Linked DNA regions of Mus musculus: region 1 is linked to region 2. A link is a loop called in an ENCODE intact Hi-C map of the cell type or tissue named here. Cell type or tissue: left cerebral cortex. All regions are shown on one strand.

The links. A loop is a pair of places that touch in the nucleus more often than their neighbours do. Peaks named below come from ENCODE experiments on the same cell type or tissue, not always from the same donor. Only the 100,000 strongest peaks of a DNase experiment are listed, where the experiment ranks them.
Region 1: it touches region 2 in a loop (9-fold over the local background); 26 of 42 quality-filtered maps call a loop at or near these places.

The regions. Positions count from the first base shown.
Region 1 is chr2:4,862,181-4,867,180 of GRCm38, reverse strand. No RefSeq gene overlaps it. Among named protein-coding and RNA genes, the nearest start is that of Sephs1, 17 kb to the left of the region's middle. In left cerebral cortex, a CTCF peak has its summit at 2,457 (motif pointing right); DNase peaks (open chromatin) are centred at 1,644 and 2,473.
Region 2 is chr2:4,649,264-4,654,263 of GRCm38, reverse strand. Prpf18 (pre-mRNA processing factor 18) reads left to right here and starts at 2,129. Exons shown (of 10, transcript NM_026045.4): 1 at 2,129-2,348. The coding sequence starts at 2,283. In left cerebral cortex, CTCF peaks have their summits at 1,854 and 2,057 (motif pointing right); a DNase peak (open chromatin) is centred at 2,116; H3K4me3 peaks cover 1,592 bases; H3K27ac peaks cover 638 bases.

The DNA.
Region 1 (5,000 bases), 210 kb before region 2:
CCTTAAACTGTCTATATCTGGTCCTCAGCCCTGGAATTTGGTGGGGAAGCACATTTGGGGTCCTACTGAACCTTGTCTGTTGACTGACACTGGAGGGGGAGCCATCAGTGCTGTGGTGTTTTGGGGTACAGTCAAGGGATCAGTGCTGGGGGTGCTTTGGGGTACAGCCAGGAGATCTCTGTTCTTATGTGAGGCTACCTCCTCCCGCACCCAACTCAAGGAGCTGAGTATCCCACCAAAGGTTGCTGCAGAGGTCACAAATGAAATTCTCTTTAGATTTTTATATGTGGCTCTTTCAGCAGGGCCATAGGGATAGCCCTAGCTGTGGTATTAGTTGCCCTGTGGTGTTCGGAGCTCCAGTTTGGATGGGATCTGGTTGTTTCTTCTTGGAAGCCCAGGTCTCTTTGGCAGCCTTTGTGGGCACTCCTCAAGCTGTCTGCCCTGGGCAGCATTTTATATAACACCCAGTGACCAGCCTTTCTCAGAGGTACTTAGCATCCAAGGCAAAGTGGGATACAGCCCAATTCCTAAAGTGTGTGGGGAGGTGTGAGATGTTCTGGATTGTTAAAAAAGTTCAGAATCTCTGCTTAAGCAAAACAACTATTTAGTGTTTGTGGTGTGTCTTTGTGTGTGCTCACATGCGGGTATGTGCATGTTGTATGTATGCGCATTCATGGGGAGGCCAGAGCACAGCCTTGAGAGTCACCCTTACAGATGGCCTCCTCCTCCTCCTTTGAGGCAGGGTCTCTCCCGGGCCTGGGGCTCACTAATTGGGTTCGATGGGTTGTCCATCCATCAAGCTGCAGAGATCTGTCTATTTCTGTTCCGGGTGCTGGGCTTCCTAGTATGCGCCACCAAGACTATCAGTTCCTTTTCCCATTAAATCCAGAAGCAAGTTTATTTGTGCCATAATCTTTTTATTATCATTATTTTTATTCATTCATTTTACATCCCACTCACTGCCAATCCTTCTGGTCACCCCATCTCACAATCCTTCTCCCATCCCTCCTTCGCTTCTCCTCTGAGAGGGTGGAGGCCCCCAATGCCCATCATTTTCATGTGGGTTTGAGGACCAAATCCATACCTTATAGGTGTGCAGAGCATGCAATTTATTGTGCTCTCTCTCCAGTTTCCTTAGCTTGGCTTTTAAAGTCCCTGAAGACATGGCTTCTCTCTCTGCCCTCCCCGTGATTATATAAGGTTCAGGAAAAGCAGAGTGTCTCCTGGCTCACAGGGGATGTGCTTGCCTGTGTCTGAGGCTTATGGGTTATTATTCTATCTTATTTTTTGTTCGTTTGTCTGGGACAGCAACCCAGCACCACAGCTCTACTGCCCCATCCACGTGTATCGCTCTCTCACTTATCGCTTTAAATTAGCCTCAGACACCAGAAGCCACTGCAGAGCCTGGCCAACTTCTGGAAACTGCCATCTATCTGTCTCCCTCTGTCATGTATCCCAGCTGTTTATCTAGGTCCTTGTAGGCTGTGGACCTCTTATGCAAGCATCTTAATCAAGATGATCCCTTTAATAACACACAGCATATTTTCTAATGTGAGGCTATAAAAATGCATTGTTCAGAATGCGGAGGATGTGGTGTTTTGTCCTCGGGTGGCCGGAATGAGTGAAGCATGAAGCTATATCCAGGATGACAGCAGCTGTCACAGTCTAGACTTGGTGTGGTCTGGAGACAGTTCTGTTAGTGAGGCAGTGCAGGGAGGAAGCTGGATCGCGTTCACAGAAAGCAGCAGCCCCGGAGGATGGATAATCTCATAAACGGTCAGCATGAAAGGACAGTGTGGACACCGGGCACTCTTCCTTCCCCAGGGCACATGAGTGGGGTTACAGGATCTATATAAGAAGGAAGGGCATGGTGGGCAGAGTTTGAAATCCCAGTACTGGCATGGATGCCTGGGCCTCACTGGACAGCCAGCCTACAGAACCTGGCAGGCTCTGGGTGAGAGTGAGAGAGTCTGTCTCAAAAAAAAATTAGGTGGACAGTGTGGAACAACACCTGAAGATGACTTCTGGGCTCTACATGCAGGCACACACACATGACAGCACACACACATACATCTATCTACACCCATACCTGCAAGACACGGGGGCAACAGTGAAGTTATAAACAACACTAAGAGTTCGAGGAGTGGTGCCCTGGCCAAGGGTCATCACTACTGCAAGGTTACTTCAGAGGTGACTTGACGTGTTCATACGCTGCAGAGAACTAAGGCAGTCACCGCCTTTCAGGGTCTCCTACAGATAACATCCCGTGGAATTTGAGACTTGGTTGTTATACGCGTTTGCTTGTCATTTGTGACACTTGGAGGGGTGATTTTCGCTCTGGGGACTGCTGATGTATTTCAAAGAGATTTACCTGCTTCTCCTTAGAGAGAGTCTTTGTATTATTTATTAATCAAGCTGAGCTCTGAATTACAATTTTCCTTCCAGTGTGTTTGGCGCAATTCTCACTTTGGCCAGCAGATGGCAGGATAACACAGTGTACTGAGTTAGGATTTGCCTGGAAGGTTGGAGCAGTAGCTCCTCAGTTCTGTGCACTCTCCCCCCAGCCCCCGCCCCCATAAACTGCAATTGTGTGTGTGTGTGTGTGTGTGTGTGGTGTACATGAGTGTGTGTGTGTCTGTGTGTGTGTGTGTCTGTGTGGTGTGTACATGAGTGTGTGTGTGTGTCTGTGTGTGTGTGTGTGTATCTGAGTATGTGTTTGTGTGGTGTGTGTGTGTGTCTGAGTGTGTGTGTGTTTCTGTGTGTCTGTGTGGTGTGTACGTGAGTGTGTCTGTGTGTCTGTGTGGTGTGTACATGAGTGTGTTTCTGTGTGTCTGTGAGTGTGTATGTATGTCTGAGTATGTGTTTGTGTGGTGTGTGTGTGTGTCTGAGTGTGTGTGTATGTGTGGTGTTAAAACCTGAACACCTTCAAGACATCAAACATAGAGGGTGTCCAGGCATTGCTGTTGGAAGCCGTGGCTGGCTGCATGCAGTGCCATTGGGTGGCTGCGCTCTGACTTGGCCTTGACCGTGAAATCTGAAAAGCTCAGCACTTTTTCTGAGCTGGTCTTGTTCCCATTCTTGTCGAGAGAAAGCCTAGTATGTGGACACACAGAAGAGATAAAATCACAAGCTAGGAAGGCATGCCTTGTGGAATGCCAGATACAGAGAAACACATGGAAAAGAAATACGGCAAACTTCACGCTGGTACAGAAACACAGAAGAGCAAGGGTTTCTGGGAAATTCTGATTTGTTTACAGTACTGAAGATTGAACCTAGGGCCTCAAGCATGCTGGTCTATATTCCCAGTCCTCTTTCAAATTGTGTAGTCTAGCCTCAGACTCATTCTGTAGCCCAAGCAGGCCTTGAACTTGGACCTTACCCACCCTAGCCTCTAGAGTACCCAGGTCATAGACCTGCGCAGCAGGCTCAGCTTGTGTGTCTGTATTATGATCTTACTACTCTAAAATGAAAGACTTGTATGATACTGTTAGCATACTGTTGCCGTTATTTGGTGCAATCACCATCTATTTCTATCTGCTGAAGAGGAATGTGCTGTTTGATGGCTTTGCCAATCTCTCCACATTCCAGGAAAAAAAAAATCCCAGCATTCTAAGGAAGCATGGCAGCCTCTCCCTTACACTTCGTGACCTGTGCGTCATCTGTGCACCAAAGCGTTGGAGTGGAGGTGGTAGAACCGACGCACTGAGCTCTTTGGTTGATATGAAATGTGTGCCTGGCACAGAGCGGACACCGGAACACAGTGACTATTTGGTGTCTGATTGGTGGTTAGATGGGTGGCCCTAACTATGACTTTAGGTAGTAGAGCAGGTACCTTCCAAATCTCAGAGTCTACAGTTCTACAGGACGCAGGGGGATGATCACATATGCTGTTCTTTGGCGTTGTTGAGTTGCTGTACTGAGCCCCTGGATGGAAAATGCTTCTGCGGGTCTTGAGTGCGCTCTTTTGCAGCGTCAGTGACTAAATCAAGGCCACAAACGCCAGGCAAGCGCTCTGCCATCGAACCCCTTCCTAGTCTCAAGGTCACGGTAGCCAAGGCTGGCCTCAAACTTCTGATCCCTCAAGGTCACGGTAGCCAAGGCTAGCCTCAAACTTCTGATCCCCCATCACTACTCCTATAGCAATTATAGGCATGTGCCATAGTCACTGTGCGGTTGCTGTAAAGGGATTCCATGACCGTGGAAATTCGTATAAAGGAAAGCATTAAACTAGGGCTGGCTTACACTCAGAGGTTTACTTTGTTATGTCATGGCAGGAAGCATAGCAGCATGTAGCTAAGATTTCTATATCCAGATCAGAGAGAGAGAGAGTGAGCGAGAGAGAGAGAGAGAGAGAGAGAGAGAGAGAGAGAGAGAGACTGGGCCTGGCTTGAGCATTTGAAACCCCAAAGCCCACCTCCATTGAGACACTTCTCCCAACAAGGTCACACCTCCCAATCCTTTTAAGTAGCCCCCTGTGACCAAGCATTCAAAGATAGGAGCTTATGGTTCAAACCACCACACCATGCAAGAGCAGGCTCAGTGCTGGGAATTGAACCCAGGGCTTCTTGCATGCTGGCTCCAGTCTACCAACTGAGCTACATCCCAAGTCTTGTAACCAAGTTAAAGTCAATGGAATAGCAAGCTACTTTGTTTCAGTAAATGTAATTTTTTCGGGGAAGGCCAAGTCTGAAACAGCTGACCTTCCCCACAGGAGACTTTGAGATTAAGAAGATGTAAACGCTGATGTTTTTGGAGCTCGTGAGGGGAAAAAAATAGATAACTAGAACGAGATATTATGACATCGTGGTCACATACACTTGTAAATCCTGTCATGTCTCCATTCAGGAGATTTATAATGTCCATAAGCACCTTACAAACTCAGCAACTTTGTTTAAAGAAAATCAAATCTCTAACTAAAGGAAACAGAATTAGAGCTACAGTTGCAACTTTCAATTGTCTGGTAGCCTTGTTGAAAAGACACAAATGATATTGAGTTTAAC
Region 2 (5,000 bases):
AAACATTGCTATTGTTGAGAATTTTTTTTCAAATGTAGTTTCGTGCTATTCAGTTGTATGTATGACCTATAATTTAGCTATTCCTCAATTTAGGACCTTTGATTTATAGCTAATATCTCACTCTTAAATAATATTTGTGATGAAATGGTGTACACATTTTCTGGATAGCAGGATTGATCTGTTTTAAACTCTGCTGGTCCTCTTCCCCACTGTGCCCCTCTTCTGTAGTTTAAATTGCTCATCCATTTGCTCCCTCGGGTATTCGTCTTTTTCGTTCTTTGATCTGAGACCCTCATCATGATTTAATGCGCTTTGCATAAACATAGAAGTCAAAGATGGGAATTGAAGAGGAGATAGCCTTTTCTGAGTTTACCCTGATAGTGTCCCATCTGGTTCTCTGTGAACTGTATAAGCTATGCCAACACTTCAGGTTTGGGGGTCATCATCTCTAGTTCCTAAATCAGAAGGATGTGGGTAAATGGTTTGACCCTGGTAACAACTATTCACATAAGAATGTCAGCATGCTTCATCCAAGGACAGAAGTTAGGCATCTTTTACTTTTTAAAAAAGTTACCACATTTAGTCATTTATTCTTCAGTTGCATGTGTGAACGTGTGTGCGTATACGTGTGTGTATGTGGTGGTGTGGTTGTGAACGTGCGTGTGTATACGTGTGTGTATGTGGTGGTGTGGTTGTGAACGTGCGTGTGTATACGTGTGTGTATGTGGTGGTGTGGTTGTGAACGTGCGTGTGTATACGTGTGTGTATGTGGTGGTGTGGTTGTGAACGTGCGTGTGTATACGTGTGTGTATGTGGTGGTGTGGTTGTGAACGTGCGTGTGTATACGTGTGTGTATGTGGTGGTGTGGTTGTGGTTAGAGGATGACTTTGAGAATCTACTTTTTCTTTCCACCATGTGGGTTCCCAGGGACTGCACTCAGGTCATCAGTCTTGGCAGCAACTATTTTTAGCTGTTCAGCCATCTTTTTGGTCCTCAGATATCTTTTAGATGAAATATCCTATTTCACACACAGACACACACACACAGTATAAAACTTTCTTTTCTTTTTTAAATTTGTTTATTTATTATATGTAAGTACACTGTAGTTGTCTTCAGACACCCCAGAAGAGGGCATCAGATCTCATTACAGATGGTTGTGAGCCACCATGTGGTTGCTGGGATTTGAACTCAGGACCTTTAGAAGAGCAGTCAGTGCTCTTAACCGCTGAGCCATCTCACCAGCCCCAGTATAAAACTTTCTAATGAGCAATCCTTTCAGTTTTTATTTTGATAAACCATCTTACCTACACTTGAGTTTGAATTGAATGTTATTTCACTACTTCTAGAATAGAAAAATGTAACATAAAATATTGTTGAATTATGACAACTAAAAACAAAGATGCTTTCATGGCATGGAACCAAGAATAGATATGTTATAAATGGTTCTAAGATTAAAAAAAACAAAACAAAACCAAAACTCTGCCAAGTATGGAGGTCCACTCTGCGGTTGGGGCAGGAGGATTACTTTGATAGCAAGAGTTTGAGACCTGCCCAGGCAACACAGTGAGTGCCTGAATCACAATAAAAATAAAAACAAATCAAAGTAGAATTTCAACATATTTTTTCTTGGGCTAGGTTATAAGAAAGAATGATTATATTCCCAATCATCATTGAAAATCTTCATTGCTGATTGCATAACCAGAAAACACAATAAATTTACAGGGTGTTGAATAGGCAATTAATAAACACTGCCATTTTAAAACTTGTATTATTTATGTATTTCTCATTCTCTAGTATGTTAGCACTCTTGGCAAATAAGTAAATTGAGGAACTATGAAGCAAACTTTAGGAGTATACAAGCTGGTTCAATCGGGCACAATAACCATTTAAAGAGACAAACAGTTGTTTTTTTTTTTTTTTTGAGACAACTCAGAAATCTGCCTGCCTCTGCCTCCCAAGTGCTGGGATTAAAGGCCTGTGCTACCTTTGCCCGGCCTTTTGTTCTTTTCTACCTGTTACTGAAATCACAAGTGTGTATCTGGAGGGTTCCGCTAGGGGGCAACAATACTCAGCGGTTTTGGCCGCGTTCGCGCCGAGGGGCGCTCCCTACCTTCCTTTCGTTCATCCTGATTTCCGCCGGAAGCGGCTCCGGCAGTTGTTGTTTTCCGATAATTGGGCTCTGGTTGCTTCGTGGTTTGTCCTCTTCCCCCTCCCCTGGCGGGTGAGGTTACCGCCGAGGAGCTGGGGAGTCAAAGTGAAGACACTTAGACCCTGGGAGCGAGATGGACATCCTGAAATCCGAGATTCTGCGGAAGCGGCAGCTGGTGGAGGACAGGAACCTGCTGGTGGTGAGTCCCGGAGCTGTGGTTCGGGCTTGAGGGTGGTGGACTGTGCTTGCGGTGTTGGCGGGAGGGTGATGGTCCTGAGAGGGTCTGGGGCGGGCACGGGGCTGACAGATCCGCCACTGTCCCGGGCAAGCTGCTGGCCCAGGGCTTAGCAAGGGGCAGAGTATGGATGTCAAGCCTAGTCTGGCTCACTTCGGCGGCGCTTGCTGTCCTAACCAGTATCCGCCGCAGGCAGAGTGATAAAACAGCATACTAGTCATTGTCAATTCCAAAGCATGTTGCAGAGTTAGTCGGCTTTATTCCTAAGCGATCTGGCACACGCCATAGAGTGCAGAGTTTGTTCCTCTTTGTGTGCGTGTGTGTAAAAATCTTGTTTATTAGTCAGTGACTTTTGACAAGTGCAAACACCTGTGTAACCCATTCTCCATGAGGAGATAAAATAGCAATGTCCACTTTCCAGTCCCTGCGTGGATTACCCACCGAAGCAACTTATTTATACCTCAGTTTTGCCTGCTCTAGAATGTCACATCAATAGGATGTACATTTTCATATGGAGCTTCGTTTGATTAGAATGTTCGGGGTATTACTTTGCTGTGTGTGTGTATGTATGTGTGTGTGTGTGTGTGTGTGTGTATGTATGTATGTATTAATTTTCTGAAATTGTATTCTGTTGTCTGAGTAGATCTGGTTACCCATTCTCCTAGGGATGAGTGTTTGAGCTGTTTCTCAGAATTGGTTGAGCAGATTCTGAGCCCTATCCCTTTGGAACCGCAGGGTTACAGAGTACATGCATGCCTAAGTCATTCAAAATGTTGCACATCTATGAGCTATGTCAGAGGCTGGCTAGTCTGCACTGTTGCCCGCGGTTTATGTTGCCTGTCTTTTTGGTGGAGAGGTTTCTGTATGGTTCTAAATCTCATCTTCTTGATAATTTAAGTAATTCATGTGTGACTTTTTTTTTTTTAGATACTTACATATTTTTTTGTGAAGTGTTAAAACTGCTTGCAAACTTAAATTAGGCTAGTTATTAGTTCTCCGGACTTTAAATTAGGTTAGTTATTCTCCATACTTTAAATTACGTTCGTTATTAATTCTCTGGACTCCTTTATGTATCCCACCATCTTCTTTGATAAGTATGTTTTCTGGATATCAATAATAGTGCCTTTTGAGGAATAAAAGCTCTGTGTGTGTGTGTGTGTGTGTTTATATTTATGGATTGGGGGAGAGCATGGCAGGGACCCTTGGGCTTGTCAATGACAAGACAATCAGTATAGATTAGAAACAACTACATAGGGTTTGCATGGGGATGGTGAGGAACCAGAGAGATGAACAGAGATGCTAGTTAAAGCTCTAGGAGACAAAGTTTGGGAAAGGTCACAATCCTCCAGATGGAATCTGAGGAATGGTGTGTGTGTGTTTGTGTTTGTGTGTGTGTGTGTGTGTGTGTGTGTTCATGTCTCCAGCAGCACAGAGCCAGTGGTGAGGCCTCTATTGTGTGTGTGTGTGTGTGTGTGTGTGTGTTCATGTCTCCAGCAGCACAGAGCCAGTGGTGAGGCCTCTATTACAGTTAGGCACTGGAACCCTACACACTATTTCAGCTATACCCAGAAATACTCTCCCAGGCCCAGCATGTTGACCGAAGGCCTCAACTTCTGACTGACCTCTGCTCTGGTTCCCAGTCATCTTCTCACTCTAGTGCTGACTGCAAGTCCCTTCCTCTCCCAGTATAGCATGTCAGATGCTGGTAGACCTGGACCTGCGTAGCCCCAGCCAGGATAATATTAGCCAGTTACTCCTTTGTTCTCTATATAGCCTGTTAGGTGCTGGTGGGCCCAGCCAGGATGGCCTCAGCCAACTATTGGTGCTTGGTCTCCTCCTGTCCTGTACAAGACACTGCTGAATGCCCAGAGCTGCAGGGACTAGGGAACCATGGGATTGCAGCTGGTCTCCAAGGTTCTCCCTGTGGTCTTTAGCCTTCTCCAAGCAGTTTGTGAAAGCATCTAGGCCCCTTCTTCTTTGATTTCTGAGACTTCCTTCCAGACTTCCCCGCAGCTGGTCCATGAGTGTGCCTTACATCTTCTGCGGCATCTCAGGCTGTGACTGATACAAGTATTGAAACTGTTGATGAATCTTGTAGCTGCTGGTGGCAGCTTCTGAAAAAACAGTTCATCATGGTGTCCAGGGTGAACCTGGAGGCTGCTGTGTGAGCTTGTAGATCCTCTGGTCCTGTAGACCTTTCCCACAGCCACTGCCCAATTAGCATTGCTCAGTTCAGCCATTTTGAAATCACCACCAGCTTTTGATTTTTTTTTTTTTTTTAATAGAGCACAGTTGGTTTTTTTCTTCACCCTGCTCCTCCCTCTCCCTTTCTTTCAGTACTTACTATGTACTCCTACTGTGTCATCCAGGTTGGCTTGGGACTACAGCGGTGTATCTAGCGTCAGTGTGTGAAGGGTTTTTTTGTTTGTTTTGTTTTTGTTTTTGTTTGGTTTGGTTTTCGAGACAGGGTTTCTCTGTATAGCTCTGTATGTCCTAGAACTCACTTTGTAGACCAGGCTGGCCTCGAACTCAGAAATCCTCCTGCCTCTGCCTCCCAAGTGTTGGGATTAAAGGCATGCACCACCACTACCCAGCATGTGAAGTTTTGTTTTGTTT